2 separate regions of the Homo sapiens genome follow, and region 2 is linked to region 1. The links are chromatin loops, found by intact Hi-C in ENCODE. Cell type or tissue: dorsolateral prefrontal cortex. All regions are shown on one strand. Each heading gives the region's core, and the rest is flanking DNA. Links, peaks and the distances in the headings are about the cores only.

Evidence for each region. Peaks named below come from ENCODE experiments on the same cell type or tissue, not always from the same donor. Only the 100,000 strongest peaks of a DNase experiment are listed, where the experiment ranks them.
Region 2: a loop joins it to region 1, with 7 times the contacts of the local background. A loop is called at or near these places in 2 of 110 quality-filtered maps.

What each region holds. Positions count from the first base shown.
Region 1 is chr11:15,836,909-15,848,309 of GRCh38, forward strand. It overlaps LOC107984370 (a long non-coding RNA gene), which reads left to right and starts at 6,837. Exons shown (of 4, transcript XR_001748058.2): 1 at 6,837-7,403; 2 at 7,479-7,575; 3 at 10,326-10,473. In dorsolateral prefrontal cortex, for the core only: CTCF peaks have their summits at 6,589, 6,794 and 7,053; DNase peaks (open chromatin) are centred at 6,643 and 8,443; H3K4me3 peaks cover 801 bases; H3K27ac peaks cover 2,237 bases.
Region 2 is chr11:16,397,900-16,409,300 of GRCh38, forward strand. It overlaps a transcript of SOX6 not described here. Among named protein-coding and RNA genes, the nearest start is that of SOX6, 47 kb to the left of the region's middle. RefSeq lists enhancers at 3,824-6,592, 4,715-5,300, 5,301-5,885. In dorsolateral prefrontal cortex, for the core only: no CTCF peak of the experiment used is centred there; a DNase peak (open chromatin) is centred at 5,480; H3K4me3 peaks cover 2,129 bases; H3K27ac peaks cover 994 bases.

The DNA.
Region 1 (11,401 bases), core at 2,103-10,102:
CTGTTTTAGATAAGGGGATGAGGGGAGGTGATATTTGAGCTGAGACATGAATGAAGGGAGGGCACCAGCCTGTGACTCTGCAGGGGAAAAATGTTCCAGTCAAGGGCAACAGCAGGTGCAAAGGCCTCAGGGTAAGAATAAACCTGCACGTTGAGGAGCAGCCAGAAAGCCAATGTGGCTGGAATGTTACAAACAGAGGCTGGGTCATAGAAATGGCTTTGGATTTTGCTCTAAATGATGGGAAATCACTGGGGGCTCTTCCACAATTTGTAATTTCAGAAGATTCCCATGGTCACTGTGCAGAAAGCAGACTAAGGCAAGGCAAGAACAGAAGCAGGTGACCAGGCTACGTGGAGTACCAGGTGGTAGCTGGAGAAGTAGTGATAACTGATTGGAATTGGGAACGATTTTGAAGTTTGAAGCAAAAGGATCTGCTGATGAATTTGGTGGCTAGAGTGAGAAACAAAAGAGTGAAGGATAACATCAAAGTTTTGAGATAGCACTACCAAGTAAATACAAGTGCTGTTAACTGAGATAAAGAGCACTGCAGGAGGAGCACTTCTGGCTGGGACGGGATCTAGGGCTGGGACTGATGGGTACTCAGTTTGAGGTGCCTGATAGACATGCAGTTGGAGATGTTAGATAGGCAGCAGTGGGAGAAAGGAGTGTGAAGATTGGGAGAGAGGTAAGTCCCATGCCTCCACCAATGAATGGCTTAGGCTTCAGTATGGGGGGGCAATTCTAGCCAAAGGGATATGGCTGTAGGAGGCCTCTGGGTAAGATGTCCTCATTTCTAATGAGGATTTAAGATTGCTTGGATGTTTAGATGGATGGATGGATGAATGGATGGATGGATGGATGGACGGATGGATGGATCTCTAAGTATCCATTTATTTCCAGTGGTCATTCAAATCTTAAAGGTACAGTGAAGTCTAAGTTAGGAGACCTGGCTTTAATCCCTGATATTTTTTACTAATTAATCATAAACCTAGGCAAAAACACCCCCTCTCTGAGTCTCAGTGTCCCCACCTGCACAATGAGGAAATTGGACTATATTGTTTTTATGAGCCCAGCTAGCCCTTCTGTTCTATGAAATTGTAAGAACATGGACTTTGGAACCAGAAGCTCTGAGAGAAATGTTGACTTTCCCCTACTTGATGTGCAATCTCTAGCAGTTCAAGGTTCCTCTGTGTTGCAGTTTCCTCATCTCTGAAGTGATGATTTATGGTCCTTCCCAACATTAATTTCCATTAAGTCACAGCATAGTTTCCTAGTTACTTGTGTTGATGGAAATAATGAAAACCTCTAGGAAAGCAGTAGTTAGGAGGAAGCCAACCCCTCAATGCAAACACATGCACACACACACATACACACACACACACAGTCTAGAAAAGGAGACCAGGCCTTTCCTTTCAGAGCAGCTACTCCCTGGCTCCGTCTGAGTATAAACTCTGGTCAAGGTGGGAACTATGCTCTTCTTGAGGCGAGCATGGTTGTTTCGACGGCTCTTAGCTTCCCTTGGCACCTCATTCCCAGGAGTTAAGAGCTACCATAAGAATCTCAAAGCTCAGTCCTGCTGGGTCCTGCTGTATCTACAACAGGGCTTGGGATGAATAAAAGACATTAAGACCATAAAGCTCCTGGCCCAGACTTGGCACACAGTGAGTGTTCAAACTGTCTTGTACCTCAGGCCCCTGTGCCCAGTTAGCTAAAGGCACTAATTAACTAAAATGAACAATAATGAACAATAATGGTAGAATATAAGGCAGTTTTAGATTTCAGATTTTTAACATGTTCAAATGCAGAAATCCCTGGGCTATTTTATTCATGTAAAAAGTCTAACAATAATTGTTAATTTTTGAAAACAAATCAAGCATAAAATAAAAGACTAAAGGAAACCATTCTCTTACCATAGTTTAGACCATCTAGTCTAACAGAAATTTCTTTGCTCTGAAATGATATCAATTTCCCATTGCTAGTGTTGTCTGATCAGTATCATATATGAAGGTTGATTAATAGGAAATGGGTAAATAGGTATATTATGACTTAATCAGTGCTTTATGTTTGAAGACTTGATCTTTCAAAAATCTTTTATTTTTAATGAAAAGGGGTGTTCAGTGTCGTAAAGGTTGGGAGGCAGCAAGCTAAAATGTCGAATGTTTTGACAGGGGCCTGCTGGTGACTATATCCCTCCCTTTGATGTATGAGCCCTAAGAACCTCTGAGCTATGTCGATGTGTCCCCAAAGCACAGATCCAAGGGAGAAAGGGGAAAAGACACTCTGCTAACAGTGGCTAATGTCATTTCCAGTTAACTGGCTTTTGGCAGATATGGTACAGATGTTCAAATGACCTCATTAGGGACCAGGATGTCAACAACAAGAGAGATACAAACAGAGCCCTGCTTAAGATTCCTGCAGATTCCTTGGGTTTGGAATCCCTTAACTCATTTCCCAAGCATTCCAAAGGGTGGGAATTTCAGGCGATGGCATGTGGCATTATGAAGAATTTTAGGGAAGATGGAGCTTATATTAGTTAAGAGAGGCTAGCTTTGCTGCAATAACGAACCCGCAAAGCTCTGTCTCTCTCCCCTTCTATTTCACTCTGTGGGTTGGCCTCATCCTCTGCTATATCAGATGATCTTCCTGCAGGCAGCATGGAGAGACTGGGCACAGCCTCCAGAGGTGGCCGGGTTTACATTCACTTGTATCTCTCAGCCACATATGTAAAATCCTAAGGAAGGACCACGCTGAATCAAGGTTCATATATCTGCTTCCCCTACTAGACTATAAGGCTGCAAAAGGCAGAGAATGAGTCTCACTCTGCTACCTTCTGCAGTCTCTCTTAACCTGGAGTTGCCCTGTAAGGGACACTAAGTAAAAATTGTTCAGTTGAATAGATTAGCAAACCACTCAGCACAAACCAAGAAGAAAAGAACTAAACACAGAGAAGACTGACAACAGGGGTGATTTAGAAACAGACTAGTCAACTGTTGATCAAAATTTTGTTACATTCAACAACAGCAGCGATTCTGAGAGCCCTGGAGATATTTTATCCAATAAACTCTTTCCAGAGCTAATAATAAAAATTTCTTGCATGGTGGTTTACAACACAATTTTACATCCCCCCCACCCCGCCCCGCATTTTTTTTAGCATCACTTCAATACAATTCAACAAACAGTAATGAGATTCTTCCAGGTGCCAGGCGCTGTGCTCAGTGGTGGGCTATGGCAGTAGAAACAGGTCCTTGCCTCAGAGAACTCTCAGTGACTGTAGTACTAAAGAGAGAGATTAAATAATTGAAGAGATAATAATAGCTGATATATTTACCGAGAGCATTTGCTATGTGTCAGACACTAGACTGGGTGCCTAACACATATTAACTCAATTCATGCTTACAATAATCCTTTGAGACGGATACTATTATGAGCCTTGGAAGTTGGGTGACTTATCCAGGGTAAGCAATTGACAGAGCCAGGATTTAAACCCATGTAGTTTGGCTCCTGAGTCTATGCTCTTAGCCATCATAACTGTACCACCAGCCAACCACAGTGTTAGGAGAGTTAAAATGGAAAGTAAAGGGGTTGAGGAAGGCTCCAGCATTTAACCCAGTCAAATATTAGAGGCACATCTGCCAGTCTAAAATCCAGTGTCCTTCCCGCCAGCCTGGGTATAAAGGCTCAGTGCAGTGGCTGCGTTATTAGCTGCACTTACAAGTCTCCAGGGAGCTCCAGATATAACTCCCCATTGGTGTTCTCCCAATTGTCTGAGCATAAATAGCCAATAGGTCCTCTCCATACCCCACAAAGAACTTAGAAACGAATCATCCTTCTGGTAATTGCATTAACCGAATGTTTTTGTTTGTTTGTTTAATTTAAGAGTTAAAACAGAATGACCTTGTCTTTGAAATTGTGAAATAACAATTAGAAGTTATTTGCTTATATTTATATTTAGAATTAAAGGATATTCATATGAACAAGTACAAAACAGGGGTGATGGGGTTGGCAAGGGAATGAGGGCCTTCATAGAGATGGATTATTGTTCATTCAACTGTAATGATTAACAATTAAAAATCCACTCTTGCAGTTCCCCATGTCAGGGGAAGGATAGAAGTTTTTGTTGTTGTTTTTTTTGTTTTTTTTTTTTTTGGTGTTTTGTTTTGTTTTGTTTTGTTTTGTCTGAAACAATAAGTAACCTCTTTCTTTCCAGGGAATGCATTAGAATAAGGGGTTTCCCAAGACCTGGACAAAAGCCAGGATATTTGGGAGTCAAAGTCCCCTGCCCCTCCTTTTGGCCTCCGTCCTTGTGGGTCCTTGTAAGGTAAGCGCTCAGGCTGAGAGCTCAGCTGAGTGGGGAGAAGGGGCTGACCACCTGGAAGCCTTAACCCAAAGAGGCACAGTGTAGGTTGGGCTGGGTGGCAAAAGCAGGGCAACAAAGTAAGCCCAATAATAGCTCACCCTTAGCATTTATTGAGTACTTACGATGGCTGAACATGAGTCTACACACTTCACATTCAGTAGTTCATTTAATTAGGTTGATAGAATTAGTATCCCCATGTTGCAGGTAAGAAAAGTGAGGCACAGGGGTTTGATGTTGCTCAAGACCATACTTCTAGGAAGTGGAGGATCCAGAATTCAAACGCAGGTAGGGTGACTCCAGTGTCAGCACCCTTCACCAGGATGCCACAGCAAAAGGGTCATCCTGAGATCACCGCTCTGCTGATTTGGATTTTGAGACCTTCTCAGGATTCTTCGGAGAGCACCTCTTTTATGAGCTCTGCTGGCCCCGAACTTGATATTCTCCAGTGATTTTTGGCTTATAGCTGCCTCCTTACAAATTGGCAACTAATTTTAACCCCGGAGCTTCTGTTCCTGGGTAATGTGGTGGGGAGGGGACAGAGAGAGAGGAAGACAGACAGACAGACAGAGGTAGGCTGGCTATTATTTTAGAAGAAGTTAGACAGCAATATAACCAGCCTCTCACCCAAGTGATAAAAAAGTCATTGTTGGGGCATGTTTGCACCAAAAACAGAGAGAGAGATTTTCCTGAATCATTTCTAATTTTTTATTTAGGCTTCACACTTTTCCTGGGGCCTCTGGGCAGGCTTCCAGATCCCGGTATCCATAGTTGACTCTGAGCTCCCGAGGTAAGTGATCTGTCACTCCCAGGCCTGGGGAAGGGTTGGGCAGAGGCCTGGACAGACTATGCTTGGCTCAGCACCCTGACATTGTACATACTAATGCAATGTGAAGTAGCACGTCTAAATAGCCTGTCCAACTTTTTTGATGTTCTTGAATCCACAGATGGGATTCATTTCCACACTGTTCGCAAAACGTAAACGATACAAGGACATTAAAGAGCATTAAACTACTTGATGACATTTTGGTCACATTAATAAAAAGTGGCATTTTTAAAACTACCAGAAAGAAAGAGAAAGAGTTTGGGGGTGGAGAGGGGAGAGATGAAGAAGAAGAGAGACAAAGCAGGGAGGGGGAAGGAGGAACAAGAGAGGGATTTGAATTCATCTAAAGTATAAAAGAAATGCTGGCAGTCCCAGCTCTTCTCAACCCAGTTGGGACTTCATTTAGTATGACATAAGAAGCAAATCTTTCTGGACAGATCTGTGGAACACACCCACACTTATATAGTGAGTGGTGCAGACAGACTAAGATATTAATGTTTCCTTCCAGACTGATTCATTTGGCCAAAATAAACTCATATACCACTGAGACATGAGTGAGGACAAGAGGAACATCAGACTCACCTCCTCCAGGAAGCCTTCTATGAGTACCTCCTCAGGCTAGACTAGGTGTCTCTTCTCTGGACTTCCAGAGGCCCTACGCTTACTCTCATCATAGCCTACATCATCGCGGCATTTAATCACTGATTGACTTGCCTAAATCCTCCCTAGACTGTGGGTTTCTTGAGGGCATAAGCTAGGGCGAGAAGCATACATTCAAAGAGACGTACGTCTCTTCAAATTGTTGGGGTTCAAATCCCAGCTAGCCCTTGTATTGGTTTTAAGACCTGAAGCATAATTAGTTAAGCTCCCTGGGTCTCAACTGCGACATCTATAAAATGGGGTAAAAGGAAAACCCAGTTCATAGACTTGTAATGATTCCTAAATGAGGTAATGAATGAAAGGCACATAACCCCATGCCTGGTACACACACACAGGACATATGGTCTATATTAGCATTAACATTATGCCTAGCACCCCAAGCAGTTGGCACATAAAAGGCACTCAATAAATACAGTACTGTTAAATCAATGAATCTCAACAGACTCACTTAGAAAAAATCACTTCCCAAGGGGACTAAGGAATTGGACATGGAGCCATAGAATGTGAAAATGGGTGGCAGAGACATTTAATAACTTATCAAGTCCTGGGCACCTTGTTTTAAAATAAAAAACCAGTACTGGTCTCTCTCTGGAGTGCCTCGGGAGGTGTCCTGCTCTCCTAACAACCATGGCTGGTGAAGGAAGGGCGAGCAGTCCCAACCCCCGCCAGCAGCCCATGCCCCCCTCCCCTCACCCACTTTTTTGGCAGAGCTCTCTCCTTCCAGCCCTGGTGGTTACATTAATTGCTAATGACAATGGCAACCTTCACTCTGTGTGGTTTCCTGCCCAGATTCTGGATCCTTTACAAGGCTCCCTTTTCTTTTTTCCCAGATAGGAAATGCAACCCGAGACGTGTGAAGAAAAAAACAGTGTGCTTATTGTCATAGCCTCCACTTCTCGGCTGGGCCCGGCTGTGTGTGCTCTGGGGTGCCTGCCCCGCCACAGGGAAGAATAAACCCAGACTCAAATCATAGGAAATTCATCAAATGTGCTTCTCAGAGCTCTGTCTTTCAAGGTCTGTTTCCTTGCCATATGATCTCTATAAACCAAATCACTGTTAGCCAGGGCACAGGACCAGAGGCGCCGGAGGCTCATGGATAATGAATGCCAAATGCATGTGACAATAGACTGATCAGAAAGCAGAATAGAAATTTCTGAGTTGTGCTTTTATATATGTATACACACACAGACAGGCACACACCTATGTGTGTGCACACACTCAAGCACACACACATGCATGCATATCACACACACACACACACACGGGTCAAGCACACAATATATCTTAATGTATAAAGGCCAGTTGTGGTCCTTGGTGCCAGATTCAGATAACTCATCTCTCAGTTACTTTGTCAAGACAAAGAAGCCTGTGGATCAGAAGGATAAAATGGAAGAGGAAAACAAATCAGAACCCCGTTTAGCTGGGGACACTCAATGTGGAGGAGGCACAGATTTGACTTTGAAATTTAGGATGCCTTGCACTCAGCAACTAACACAGGACACAGCACACAAGGGGGCCTCAACTGAAAAATGAAAATCAAGGACTTATTCCTGGGCACCAAAGGTAAGTGGGAGAAATTGCCCTAAACGGAATGAATTATTGTGTGATCTTTTCAATAATGGTTTTGACCCCTCCTAGGTCTGACCAACCCCTTCACTCACTAACCAGTTTCCAGTGTGACCAAGACAGAGAACACAGGACAGAAACTAGCAGGCCACCAGCTGAAGGCAAAAAGGTAATTAATGTTATAGCCTTTTAGATTCTAGAAAATACTGCACTTAAAACTGCAAGTCAACTAAGCGGCTGTCGGCAACCGATAAATGCTTCCATATTCACAGGCATCAGCAGTCTTCCCGTTACAAAAAAAGTAATAATACATACATATTAATGGATCACATTTTGTCCTTTGGGGAGCATAATTTTTAAAAGGGCCAAGGCAGCAATAATAGTTCCTTTAAAAATTCTAAATGCTGTAATTGTTTTCTCTGAATTATGGTGCTAGGATTTAATTAGTGATGAATGTTCGGTATGGGGTTTAGACATTTTTGATGAATTCAGCCAAACAGAAAAGTAGTCTTGTCCTTATTGCTCCCACCCGGGCCCCCGCCCTCTTTTCTTCCTTAGAATCCTGAAATGTGCGTGTGCAAGAGCACATGTCTACGAAGGGATTTTATTTTCTGCAGTTTCACTGTAGCTAAGAAGGAGATTGCCTTAACCACAGTTCAACAAGGAACATGAAACATGGTCAGTGAGGTCATGCAATTCAGCACAAGTTTTGAGGTTTTCTGGTTATAAGGAGGAAAAATAATAAAATGTAAATGGTAGAAATTTCTTTTTGGCGATGTTCTTATCATTAGGAAGAAGTTGCCCATATCTTGGGCCTGGTCTCCTGGGCTTCAAGGGCTCACGGACCAAAGGGCTAAAGGTGTCAGGGGAGAGTGGTAGAGGGCAGAGAGGAAGGACTTTCTTCATTCATTTGACGAATAACCATTTAGCAAGACCTGCTGGGTCCAGGCTCTGAGCTGGGCATTGCACACAGGGCCCTGGCAATGGAGTCCCTGCCTGGGGATAAATACAATTGCTTTGTTCTTCTCCAAACCACTTCTTTGTAAAAGCAGCTGGAGAGAAGCCCAGACCAGCAGCCATCCACACAGGCAGAATCAAGGAGGCCTACATAGCAGGGCCCCTGGGGGCCATGCCTACCCCTCCCATCCACCTTCAGGACTTCTTTCATTTGAGACCTGGAGGCTGCTCCTGGTTCCCAGTATCTTCTATTAACATGCAAATACTCCTGGGAAAGGTCACACCTTGAGACCCCATCAGCTAACCTCTTGCTCACCAGTTACTTCTTAGCAAGGATTAGCAGAAATAGAACACCAAGAGAAGGCCTGGGGGTGAGGGCTGGGGGGAGGTGAGGGCTTATGGGGAGGGAGGTGAAAGACCTTCCTACTGCCAAGATTTTCCTGGACAGTCGAATTGATTTAATGCAATACAATAAATCAATGATATTATTTCAATAAATGTTGATCTTTTTACACTGCAAAACAAACTAAAATCTCATTTGCATACCACCAAAAGTATTACATTTAAATTAATTCGCAAATTAGGTATCATTCTGGGTTCCACCACATGTTCCAGATAGAGTATAGGAACACAGAGTCTTCCCCATTGCCCCGATTGTGCTACAAATAGCAACTGCTTCACAATCTTGCCTAAAGTGTAAAAATGTTGCCCCCATCCCCAAATGGCAGACCCAGGTGGTCAATGGAGGTTTTGTTCACTCTGTCTAGCACCCCTCTTGTTTCTCTCTATCATCTCCCTCCTCAATTCCATTCTTCTTGCCTCCCATCTCAAAACCACCCGCCTCTACCATAGGCTTCTCTAGAGTGCTATTGAGGCCCAGTGGTTTAGCTGCTACAGAGCTTTCATCACGCTTCCCAATGAAGTCCTTAAAATGCCATCCTGGAGAGGGTTCCCGGTTAAAAGCATAGGGTCCTGGATCTGTCAGAAAGACCGGAGTTCAAATTCTGGCTCTGCCATTTTTAGATACTGGAGACAAGTGACTTTCCTCATCAACTGTCTTTTGAGAGGATTAAGTGTAATTATAGTAAGTGCTCAATAAATATTTGTTACTGCTGTTGTTATAACACACTATCTTCTTTATAAAATGAGATTGCAAAATAATGTGCAGGTAATTTTCTTAAAAAGCACCATGGTGAGTATGTCACCAGTTATTCCCTTAAGGAAATGTTTACTTTTTTAAACATTTTTGTCATGGATCATAATTGTTATTTATTTTTTTTTATTCATTCAACGTTTAGCATAAGCCTACTATGTGCAACACACTGAGGTAGGTACTTAGGACACAGAGATGGGTAAGCCTGATCCCTGGCTTCTGGGAACTCACATCTAATGGGTAAAAACAGAGTGAGAAGTAACAGATATCCATAAAAAGCTATGAGAGGCTGGGCGCAGTGGCTCACGCCTGTAATCCCAACACTTTGGGAGGCCGAGGCGAGTGGATCACGAGGTCAGGAATTCAAGACCAGCCTGGCCAAGATGGTGACACCCTGTCTCTACTAAAAATACAAAAAAAAAAAAAAATTAGCTGGGCGTGGTGGCAGGCGCCTGTAATCCCACCTACTCAGGAGGCTGATGCAGGAGAATCGCTTGAACTCAGAGGGCAGAGGTTGCAGTGAGCCGAGATCATGCCACTGCACTCCAGCCTGGGCAACAGAGTGAGACATTGTCTCAAAAAAAAAAAAAGCTATGAGAAAACTCTGTCATTAAAGAACCCACTGTCTGGGGATAGTTGGTACAACATCCAGAGAGGTATTTGAGCTGAATATTAAAGAAGAAGAAGAATATTAATATTTATTGCAATTTATTGGGACTGTTCTGTGTGCCAATCACCGAGTAGTGGTTTATCATTTTACTGGAGTCTACATAATAACTACATAAGGTGAATACTTTGTCATTTTGCAGGTGAGGACACTGAGTCTTAGGGAGGTTAAGAGAAGTGCCTATAATATTTCTGTTGGTATATCAAAATAATTGAGATTTCAACCCAGATCAGCGTGGTTCTGAAGGCCATACTCTTCCTTGCAAACAAATGGGCCAATCAGCGACTCAGGTGAGAAAAAGAAAAAAAAAATTGTCCTGTGACTTACAGGCATGTCTTCACGGTTTTTTTAAATGTAATATTTGATACATACAAAATAAATTGTTGATGCATTTAAGTTTCTATATTTGGATATATAAATGTATATTTATTTTTAAAAAATTATATGTACATAATATGTATACATGTATGATTATTTTTTAGATGAATAGCTTGTCAGGCATTTTGATACATAGAAGAAGAGGGTTATATCTGTACCAAATATGATAATATTTTTATACATATTGGTAACCTTCTTTCTCACTTAACAACAGTCAAGAATGTATTTTTGATGTCAGCAAATCTATGTCTATATCATCCTTATTAATCCTGTTACATGTTCTTTGAATGGATAGATACCATCATTTATTTAACCTATTCTCTCTTCAAACATTTAGCTTCATTTCAATTTTTAAAATTGTCATGAATAACGTTGTGATGATCATCCTTTGCACAAATGCCTTTGCCTATTTATCTAATCATTCTCTTAAGATAAATTTTTGGAAGGGAAATTGCTGGGTCAAATGTTTAAGATCATTGATGTGTTTTGCCACATTGTGGCAAATGTGAAATGTATTTGAAATGTATTTGCACATTTCATCATGTGCAAATTTATACTTTCATTAACAGTTTATGAAGGTGGCCTGACATTTTGGCTTTTGTTTTATATTGCTATGTTTCTTTTTTTTTAATCTTACTGATAAAAAGGATTTAAAGTCCTTTAAGTCTGAAGGCTAAGAACCCTTTGTCTTTCACACATTCTATAGTGTATTTGCCATACAGAAATATTTCATTTTTATATAGTAAAATGTATATGTTTTTTATGGTTTCAGCTGCTGATGCAATATTTAGGAAAACTTTCCCTAATCGTGATCATAAATTTCCCTTTAGATATTTTTGT
Region 2 (11,401 bases), core at 1,800-9,799, 560 kb after region 1:
ATAAACAAAACTCAGCTCTGAGCACAAGACATACATTTTTCTCTTAGTAAAAAGGTCTGACTTTCAAATTCCAAATGTCTCCTCTCTCAACAGTTGTAGTGACATGGTCCCTTATCCTACAATAAATGTCATCCCAGGCTTCATGGCAATTTTCTGCAAATGCAATCTATAAACACTTGCATCAGAATAATCTGGGATGCTTGCAAAAAATATAGACACCTGGGCCCCACTTGACAAGTCCTAACCACCCAAGTGATTCTTACATACCTTAAAAGTTAGAGAGCCACTGCTCTAGGATCAGCTTAAGCTTACCTAAGAAGGACTCCAACGCAATCCCTTAGAATTCAGAATAAAAGTATGTACCTTATTGCGAGTTTGACCTTGACCTTTTGTCTTCATTCCAATAGCTAAGATTCCACCTTGTTTTTCTGTAGCTGAGTGCAGTAGTCCATCTAAAACCATAACCATTCCCTGGCCTTTTAGCTAGTTATACATTTCATATTCCTGGATGTGAATAAGCAAGTCCTATTCATCGTACCGGGTGTGGGGCAGAGTAGTAAGGGTCTACTAGGATAGGAACAGTCTTGGGAGAAAGTTAACATAGCAGACACAATGTATTAGCTAAACGGTTGGACAATTGACATCAATAACTATACTCCATTATAGAAAAAAAACTAGAATCTGTTCTTTAACTCCACTTGTTGTCTATGGGTCTTATTGAGGTCTAGCTGCCTATGCCTCTAAGTACCACTTACCCTAGATTTTTTTTTCCTTTCTCTGCTTTATGAAACTCTTTAATATCCTGTTTTATGTATTTCTTCTATAAGGTCAAAAGGCAGACATGGCAGCCAGTGGTTTCACAAATTGCTACAAAAGGCCATGTTCATAACCAGAATTAAGGAAAAGATAAAGGCTATGGAAAAAAAAAAACCATAAAAACCTAAAGGAAAACCCTTGAGAACTGGAATGACTAGTAGACCAAGTAAAATAATATTTTTTTTAAATTGAAATTCTAATCATTTATTTTTATTTTCATAGAATCTTTTAAGAAAGGTCAACAAAAAGATGATGATTCAAAAGATGATTATGAGAGAAGGTTAAAGTGACTAAAACAAAGAAAAGACATTACTGAACTAGTAGAACTCAGAAAACAGATTTTTCTTGGCCTCTCTACCACTTCCTAGATTTACGATCTAGACTAAATCTCTTAACTTTTCTGTGCTTCAGTTCCTCATCTGTAAAATGAATATAATAAACCAGGTCTGTGTGTCTCATAGGGTTATTTTTATAATTAAACAGGATCATGTTTATTAAAAAGCTTTGAAACTATAAATACCATATAAACATAAGGGATTACTGTAGCTATATAAATTGCTACTGTATAAAAGATTATAATTAACATCCATAGATAACTTAAAGCAGTAATATTTTTATTGTTTTATATTATTTTTATTTTATTTTATTTTATTTTATTTTAAGAAACTGGGTCTCACTCTATTGACCAAGTTGGAGTGCAGTGGCACTATCATAGCTCATTTGCAACCTTGAACGCCTAAACTCAAGTGATCCTCTCACCTCAGCCTCCTGAGTACTACATTATTTTTAAAGGAAAATATAAGCCATATACAGTGAAAAAGTAAATGGAAGTTTGTAAAATGTCTCTCCTAAGGAAATTTTAAGAACATGACCAATATTAGTTGGGGGAAGACTAAGGCAAAATCATCCCAAAGTATAGATAAATAATCAGATTAACCTGAGTTTGCCCAGTTCATACTTAAGCCTTAAGGTTCTTAACAGAAGGACTTCCAGATGAGGAAAGGGATAAGGAGTGATACTGGTGACATTTCTCATCCAAAACCATCTACCTAAAGACAGAGTTCAGACTGACTTGAAGAAGTAAAAGCTTGGGGTATTTGTTACATGACATTTGACTTTATCCAACATTGCCCTAAGATTCAATCAAGTGCCATGATTTGATTTAACTGGCTAACATGTACATGTTCAAAGGGAGAAAATGGAAGTTTTAGCCAGTGCAAAAATTGGTTGATGAGAGTTGCCCACGTGAAGAAAAAAGGATTCTTAACTTAAAAAAAGACAGTTTCAGTTCCATTGAAACTGAAGAATGTCGAATTTTTAAAAAGTTCCATTTTTTAAAGTTTCAATAAACCATTCAATAAATATTGTTGAACATGTTTAATGGTCTAGGCATTGTTCAAGACACTGGCGAATATGAGGAACAAAAACAGTCAAAAATTACCTGCCATCATAGACCTTATATTCCAGTTGGAAAGAAAGCCAATACATTTAAAAGATATACAAATTATATAGTATGTTCAATATTGAAAAAGTTTCTGGAAACAAATAGAACAGCATTAGAGAGAACAGGAATGTTTAGCAGGTTGCAATTTTAAATAGGATGTTCAAGGTAGATCTCACTAAGAAGACATTTAAGCAAAAACTTGAAGGAGGTGATGAAGTTTGGTGAGATCCTTATACTACAATCATGGGAGTTATTTTTCACCCATGTTAACATTTTTACCACTTTAATAATAAACAAGATATTCTTATAAATATACTTTTGTACTATAATAGCGAAAAGCTATAAGTCACTGATGTAATGGTAAAACAAATTGTGGTACATCCATATGATGGTATATGATGTAGTGATTAAAAATGTTCTCCAAGACTATTAACATAAAAAAATCAATAAAGTGAGTTTTTAGATACAAAAATGTATACATAATATGATCCAATCTTGCAGAAAATTTTTTTCATTTGCTCAACAACTATTTTTTGAGTACCTTCTATGAGCCAGGCACTATTCTGGGCCCCAGAGAGAGGGCAGTAAACAAGCTAGACATGTTCTTTCTTCTCATACATACGTAGATAAAAGACTTGTATGAAATATACCAGAATATTACTAGGAAGTAAATTTCATTATGAAATAATAAGGTAAAATTATAAGTTATTTTATTTCCTCCTTTATGATTAAACATAGTCCCAAATTTCTAAATACTTTCTGAATGGTGCCAAAAACAAACCATGGCCTTTATATTGATCTAAACATTATAGTCCATATTTGTTTTGTGATATCTGTGTTTGCATAAAGCACAAATTTGCAGTCTTACAATATTCTGCCAAATGTGTATTGCATTTTTCAATTATATACCAATTTTTATGTCTCATAACACCTAATGAAATTGAATAACATTGGATCCCTTTCTACAAATACAAAAACTAGGAAAAAGAACAGTTAACTAACTTACTACACTAGAAATAGTGTTTAAATTGTAAATTATAACAACGCATATGAAAGTATCTCACACAGTGCCTGGACCAAGAAAGGTTTGCAGATTCTGGATCCTATGCTAGTACCTTCCCAGTTCTGCTGGAGTTTGTTGTTGTTGCTGCTGTTTGTTGTTTGTTTTTGACAGGGAAAAAAATCTCCATTTATTTAAAATGGAGCGTTAATAGTTACCAAAAAAAATCTTATGTGAATCCCAGACCCTACCACGACTACCAGGTGTTAGCTTTATTCCATCTCTCCTCAATCACTAAAATGACCAGTAAACAAGTTAGACATGTTTTTTTATAATGCTTTTCCAGTCTTCTTTTGATTTCAGTATTTATATTTAAACCATGTAGCAAATGGCAGTGGTCTACCTCTAATTAGTCAAGTTGTCTTGGGCAAGTCATTTCAACTTTCCAGTCTCGCTTTTTAAATTTTTCAAATATAAGATTTGGACTAGGAGAACTCAAAAGTCATTAAGCTCTAAAGTTTCATTATATTACTTTAAGTCTATGAGGTATCTATAATAAATCAAAGGAACACGGCTTCTCAAAAGAATAAAGGATACAGCAATAGGGTGGTTGGCTAGAACAAGAAAACAAAGACCAAGGATTAAAAGAGAATTTGAAAATCTCCCCAACCCCCTGGACCAAGTCCAGCTTCAGTCACATAAAGGTTGTTTGGGACTATAGAGAAGAATAAATATGAAGGTTTCTCAAATCATCAAGAGATGATGTTTTTGCTTAAAAAAGAAAAAGTACACTTGTTCCTATATACTCTCTAGTTCTTAAAGCATACATACACACATCACCACCAACAACAACCCTAAATGTTTTAATATTGATATGGAAGGAAAATACAAGTCACTCATTTTGCTGAAATAAAGTATTTTAAACCCAGAAAGGGTGATTTGGTTTTGAGGGAAAACAAAACAAAAACAAAACAAAAAAAACACTGTATTCACTCTTTTTCTATTGCCTCCTCTGTATACAAACCCACAGTAGCTCTTAAATTTGTGACATTTTCTTATGTACATGGAGAAAAATTTGTGTCACTATTGCAGCAACATCTAAACAGTTTCCTGTAAACTTTCAGTGATGGAACTCATAGAATTTATGATAAAATCCCGTAGAGTGGTGAAACAAATTTCTTTCATATTTATCATTCATTTTATTCAGTGTGCATTTGAAGGAAAACCTTTTAAGAACACCAATAACGTGAGAAAGCTAAAACAACTAAATTTATTGTTAAGTATCACATCATTGGTCCTTCTGGGAGTTCAGGAAGAAGGCTTAAATCACATTTCCTAACACATTAGAGAGCTTCCCAGAGATTTGATGGCCCACAGAAGCAAACCACCCAAAGCACACTGGAATCTCAGAGATGGTGACAAAGAAATATCGCTTTGTTTAATGAAAGCAGACTGAAGTTACCCTTTCATTTTTTTTAACAAAATACAAACTCTCTTACCCCATTTTTCTTCTTTCCTTCCTCCACCCACTCCTGTTTCACCTGACTAAACTGTAGGTATTTGTTCCATCACCTGACTTAGGGGCTGGCTAGAAATATTAGGAAAAAAAACAATCTACTATTGTTACATGAGACAACAACCTTTCATGTCCTTGAAGCTCACCATGACCTTTCATCTTTCCTATCCCCAATGGTCTCTCCTAACAACTAAAACTACACTCAGTTGGGCTGAATTCCAGATTGTCATAAAAAGAACCCTGTCCTTTCAAAACAAAACCAATTTTTACACCAAGGTGGGGGAGAAACACAAGTCCATTGTTCCCTCACAGATGGAAGTTGGAGTTACTAAGGCAACTGCTCTAATCCTCCTTTTTACCACCTTTTTCACATCACTGGCCTATCAAGTATGCTACCTTTTAACTCATAAGCTCAAAAGCTGGTAGTCTAACTGGCTGCCCTAATTAGCTACGATTTTCACACTACAGACAACATGATGAGCTAATCGAAATTTGCAAAATAATGACGTACCTCCAGCAAATATTCCTCCTCCTGAGGCCCAGTCTTAGAATAACAATAATGAGACCATTATTAGAGAAGGGCATTAAAATGCTGCACTGCTGCTAAACAGAGAACTTAATTGTTCTGGTCTTGTCCATTGAATCAACAACCTATTGTTGTGGACTTGAAAAATAAAGGACTGGAGAATGGGTGCCATGATGATTGGTCTGTGCGGCCATACCGGCACTCTGTAGAATTGTTTTCTTTTGAAACTCTTGATGGACTAGTAGTTTTGTTTAAAAGTAACATAAAAGGCGATTGTCTGGATAAAAAGTCCTATTTATTGAAATCCTTAGAAGCAGTTGCATGGATTTGTTCGTGACCCCTGAGATAAAAACATAGTGACCATAATAACACCATTTGTAGAGAGCCCTGTTACCACTGCCTACAGTAACATAAGATAAGAGACAGTCTTTTCTAACTACAGTAGGAAGGAAGGAAGTACTTCTGAGCAGAAAACAAGAATGATAAAAGGTCAAATACTGGATAAAGCTCATTAATCACTGAAAGGGAGACTTTAAAAAATAATGCTAATTTAAGAATTCTGTACAATTGCTAAAGATTCAAGCACATGTAAAAAGGCACACAGCTTGTTTTTTCCTTTCCCACTTTTGAACTTCTTTGGTTAAAAAAAAAAGAATTAAAATAAAATTATTATTAAATAACTAAAGCAAGATGTCTCAGGATAACCTGGAGAACAAGAAACCCAAAGGTTTCTAGATAATTATTCTTATGGTCATCCCCAGTCTATATTGAGAATAACAAAATACTGAAGTTAAAGGTTAACTAGTGTAGGATTCTTAGCTGTAGAAAAGCACTGTTTACACACTGTAAAAGTGTCTTCCATATGGGGCCACAGTACATGTTTTCTGTAAAGTCAAACCAAGATTTTAGTGTTGAATTGTGGGGAAGGGACGTACTTTTGCTGTTAGTGGGTATTTGGGGTGAGGGTCTGTTTGTTTTTTACCAAGTGAAATCTGCATTATATAAAAATGTATTAAATTGTAAATAAGACCTCTTGCTTCATTCAAACTGTGCTTTGCTTCATTTATCTTCATCTTGTTAGGCTAAATTAATTAACAATCTCACTGTTGCACACTTTCTCTTTTCATTACATCAAATAATGGCCGGTATATTAAGAAAGCCCTCACCACGGGAATTCTGCAACACTACTGCTAAGAAGAGTTTCTGTGTATCAATGTAACAATATTCATTTCATAAGCATTTATTAAATATACTTTTATTGTTAACAACCAATTAAGCACCTAAATTCTTAACATGTTATCAATAGAAAGCCATTTTTTAAAAAAGCAAAACTAAACTAAAAGTTGCAAGATACTTTAAAAAGGAAAAATAAATCACATTGTATGCCCACAACCAGGTTTCACCATCAACTTTACCTAAAATAAGAAGAAACACATGAAAATTTGACAGGTATGTTTTCAGAGATACAAGACAATATTGCATAAAAGGTTTAAAAGACACACCCCAAGCCGTTCTGCTCCTTGCTGTGGAATGTTTAATGTGATAAATGGGATGATTAGAATTTCATTGGTAAATCCCGTTATTTTAAATCTGTAAGAATGAAATGTTTTAAACTCTTTTGTAAGTTTTCTTTTCAACCTGAAACTCTGTGGCATCTAGAATTATGCAAATGGACAAAACACTAAAGCTCTTTTTAATCTTTTCCTTGATCAACCAGTGCTTCTTTCTCCAATCACAGCTTTGTGCGTGATATCTTTCTGCTAGCATTTCTTATTTAATTAAAACAGACACTGACAGAAGGACACGGATTAGTACTGTAATGATGCATTTACTTAGATTAATCGGAGGCTCCTTTTAGAGTAATGGCTTAAACAAAGAACAAAAGGAAATTGTTATGAAACAGCCTTTTATCCCAGGCAAAGGTCGCATTATGAGGTTTTTAATTTTGTCAGCTTCTGTTATACTCTGCCTTGCTAGTGGAACATGAGAAGTGCTTTTACCCCCAATAAAGCCAGTTATTATAAAAACAGCCATTAAAGCTGCAAATTAAAATGTCTGATTTTTAAAACAGGTTACTTAGCTTTCAGAATATCCTAATTAGCATGTTGTACATTGTGGTGAGGAAAAGAAGACTAAATGCTAATGACCTACCGCCAGGTGACCACACTGCTGTGCACAATAATAAGGACCTTTCCAAGTAATATGATGAATTAACCAAGTACAGGTCCCCCATCTAACACCCCTTCTCCGAATACAGCTTCAGATGAATGGAGGGACGTGACTGTTTGGATGTGTTCAGTAAGGCCCTACTTCTGTCCAGAACACTCTCAGCCAGCTACTTTTTATATAACCACTAAAAGGCAGAATTCTATTACAAAAGAGAGTAAATGAAATAGCAATACTATATACAGTCTGAAGTTAGAAAAGGCAACAGTCATTTGACTGCAAAGCACAATGAATTAAAGAACCATGCCCCAACAAAACCAACTCTTTGCCTCTTTTCATCCAACCTTCCCCATCCTATCCCTCTCCCCTCTGCCTCTTTAATAAGTTGAGCTTGCAGAGTATAAATGGAGTTAAGGTTTGAAAGCTCAGTCTTTGTTCATAGCACTGATTTTTACACCATGTTGTCTTTAACCAGCTCAAACGTAAATCGAGTTTCCTTTTTCTAAATGTTGTTTTTGCCTTCTGTTTACTGACTCCACCCACTGCTACTTCTCCTTAGTCAAAATTGCTCTCGACAAAGGGTATATTGTCCTTTGCATTTCCTACTGTATGAACTTACCTCAATTACTTGCCTACTTGTAGGTATTTTCTGCTCTATCTTTCTTTATGGACTAAATCGTTCTGTGCCCCATAAGGCTACTACTATACTTTAGGTTAATATATGGACTAGATAGAAAATATCTCTAGAATTCCGCACAGAGGAAACATAATCCACTTTAAGTCTCACACAAATACTCCTGAGTAGCTTGCTCTAGAAATTTCTTGAAACCAACAGGAAATATTGTCATTGGAACAAGAAATCACTGAGGATCATCAGTGCCATCTGTCCTGTGGACTTGTTTGAAAAGGAGGATTATTTGAGGTTGTATCAACTATATACAGCCACAAGAATGCTACAGGTTTAACCACCCCAAAACTTAGTGGCTTAAAACAATAAGCATGTATTTAGCTTATGCATCTGTAGGTCAGCTGGACATTTCTCTGGTTTTAGTTGAGTTCACTAACATATCTTGTGGTTGGCCTTGGCTGGGACAACTGGTATAATTCAACTCTGCTCCATATGTCTCATCCTCCAACAGGCTAGTCCAGGATTGTTCTTCTATAGTGACAGAAAACAGCAAGAGTGTGAACAGAAATGTACAAGTACTTTTACAAGCCTCTACCTGTGTCACATAAGCTAACATCCCATTGGCCAACGTAAGCTAAATGACTGATCTCAGAGTCTAGTCGTGAGGACAAATGCCCTATCAATATTGGAAGGGCACTGAAAAGTTTTATGGCAAAGGTCATAAATAGAAGGAAGGATAAAGAAGAACTGGGTTCTTTAAAGTATTCAGTCTTAGCAAAGAGGTCAAGGTCATTTGATGACTCCCAAAGTTCATCAGCAGAAGCTTCTGTTTTGTTCCATTTTAACTAATGCTGTCTACATAGCCACTCAAAATTGATGTCATTTTATTTTAATAAGTGAGAAAAATTCTTAAAAAGATAATTAACAACCCCATCACACCTTATCTCCATTGACTTCCAATTTAAAAATTACAGCTATTAAGCTGATCCTAAAATGTGACCTATACAAGTTCACATTTTTGTGTACTGAATTATTGTGAATCAGTTATACCTTAATAAGGTTTCAAAACTACAAACTTTTTTGTCTCAGATGCTTCCCTTCCACTGACAGAAGCAGCTAAGTTTGAGGAGCTATCTAATGGCTACTAGACTCAGAATTTTGTTCATTACTATATCTTAGAAAGTACAGACAGTTTTATTCCACAGAATACCAGAAAACAGTATTTCACACCCCTTTACAACAGCAGATATAGCCACAATAGCAGTGTTTAAAACTAAAAATTCTTTTGAAGTCCAAGCCCTATCACATCTCTATGCTTCCTCCAAGAGCTTTGTCTGCGAAAAACATACAAAGAAAATTGGTCTGAGGACACTACATGAGAAAGTGCCCTAGAATAAGATTATTAAGAAGCTAATTTTAAGCTTTGCAAATATTCTGTTTCTACAAAAGATGAATGAGGAAAGTATCCACGATGATTGCATCAGTTTCCCAAAGTTAATCTAACAGAGTCCCTACATGTAGCTTTAGGGATATATCTCAAGCCAGTTACCAGTCTTTCCACTCACAGACACACATCCAGCAGGAATAGGAGTGATTACCGGGCAGAATTCCTAACCCTTGTGGCAAGGGAAATACTATCCTATAGCACCACTCAACAATTATCCCTCTGAGCAATTAAAATAACCAGTGAAGTGGGTCTCCAAAAGGAGCCTTCACCCATTCCTTCATTTGAGCCAGCCCTGACAATGAGGTTGCCAAAGCTAGCACTAACACCCGAGGAACAAGAAATAAAGGCCAGCAAAGCTCAATCTTGCATCCAAAGATATTAAAAAGGAAACTAAATGACATGGAGAAGACATTCTTAAGAATTACCTAACTAATACAGAAAGGAAAAAAATAAATAACATAATAAAATCATTTTTATTCCCTTTTCATTTTTTCCACATTCCTTTACAACTTATTTTAATAATAATTTTGTTTTAAAGTAAAGCCCTGAGTGATGGTTTGCCTTTTATAAATAAGAATAACAGGAAAGAATGCAATTTGTCCTATTTTTCTAGTGTTTTGATCAACCAACTCCTCTCACCTGGTCTTTAGCAAGTATCAATTATTACAGCAGTGATTCAAGGTCATGGAAAAGAGCAAAGCTAATAGGTCCATAGAAAAATCAAGGCTTGTGCCCTCGTTAATACTGCATTCTAAACAAACACTAAGTCCATGTTCAGAGAGCTGTACTAACTCTTCTGAAAGGAAGCAGCTTACGTTCAACTCAAAATTTCTTTTAAAACTCTCTTTGCTTTGACAGAGAGGCAAAGAGAAACAAAAGTGCTTGCATATCAGAAAAGGAAAGGACCATAAAGAACAAAGACGGAAAAGGAAAGCTCGAACTCCTTAAGAACATTGTCTCTACATATCCATTCACCTGATTCTATCATTTCACACATATATATTTCACATGCATACATATATCTCATCTGGTACATAGTATGTGCTTAAAAGCTGTGTTGATTAAAATTATCATACAATTAGAAGAACAGACAAGGACAGAAAAAAGTAAGCATACTCTCTTAAATTACATCACCAGTCACATCAGATATTTAGGAAGCCCCAAGTTAGGAGTTTCTAACATTTGTTTTAAACTATTTTTTACAGGATGAAATGAGATGAAACATGGGTCAAATTACATGTGAAGCCACACCTACCTCCGCAGATTTTTTTTTTTTTTCCAGAGTGATAGGGTCTCACTATGTTGCACAGGCTGGCCTTGAACTCCTGTGCTCAAGGAGTCTTCCTGCCTCAGGCTCCCTAGCAGTTGAGACTACAGGCACACACCACCTCCCAGCCTGATGTTTTATAGAGATAAAAATATGACTAAAACTAACCCCAAGGAAAGACTCACAAGAAGAATGATGTCATAAATGGCTCAATGTAACCAATGGGGTAATTGTGGGACCTGAAGGAGAAGTTCTACCCTTTTGCCTTTATAAAGGACATGTGGTACATAAACAGACTAAAGTATTTAGACCTCAGATCACCTTCAACTTTGGTGCAAGAGGCTTTTTCTCTGTTCATTTAACACCTTCTCTGATGATCAATATCTTCCCTAACCAATGCCATCAACCTGCTATCTTCTGAATTCCAATGGATTAAACCATAGGCCTGCCAAAAAGTAGTGAAAGATAATCACCAAAATAATTTCATTGCTATGACAGAGCCTTATGGCGACAACCTCCATTCTTTACCAACATTTTCTCTATCCCTAACTTTCCTCTTGCAGTCCCCTAACCCCCCTCCAAAAAAAAAAA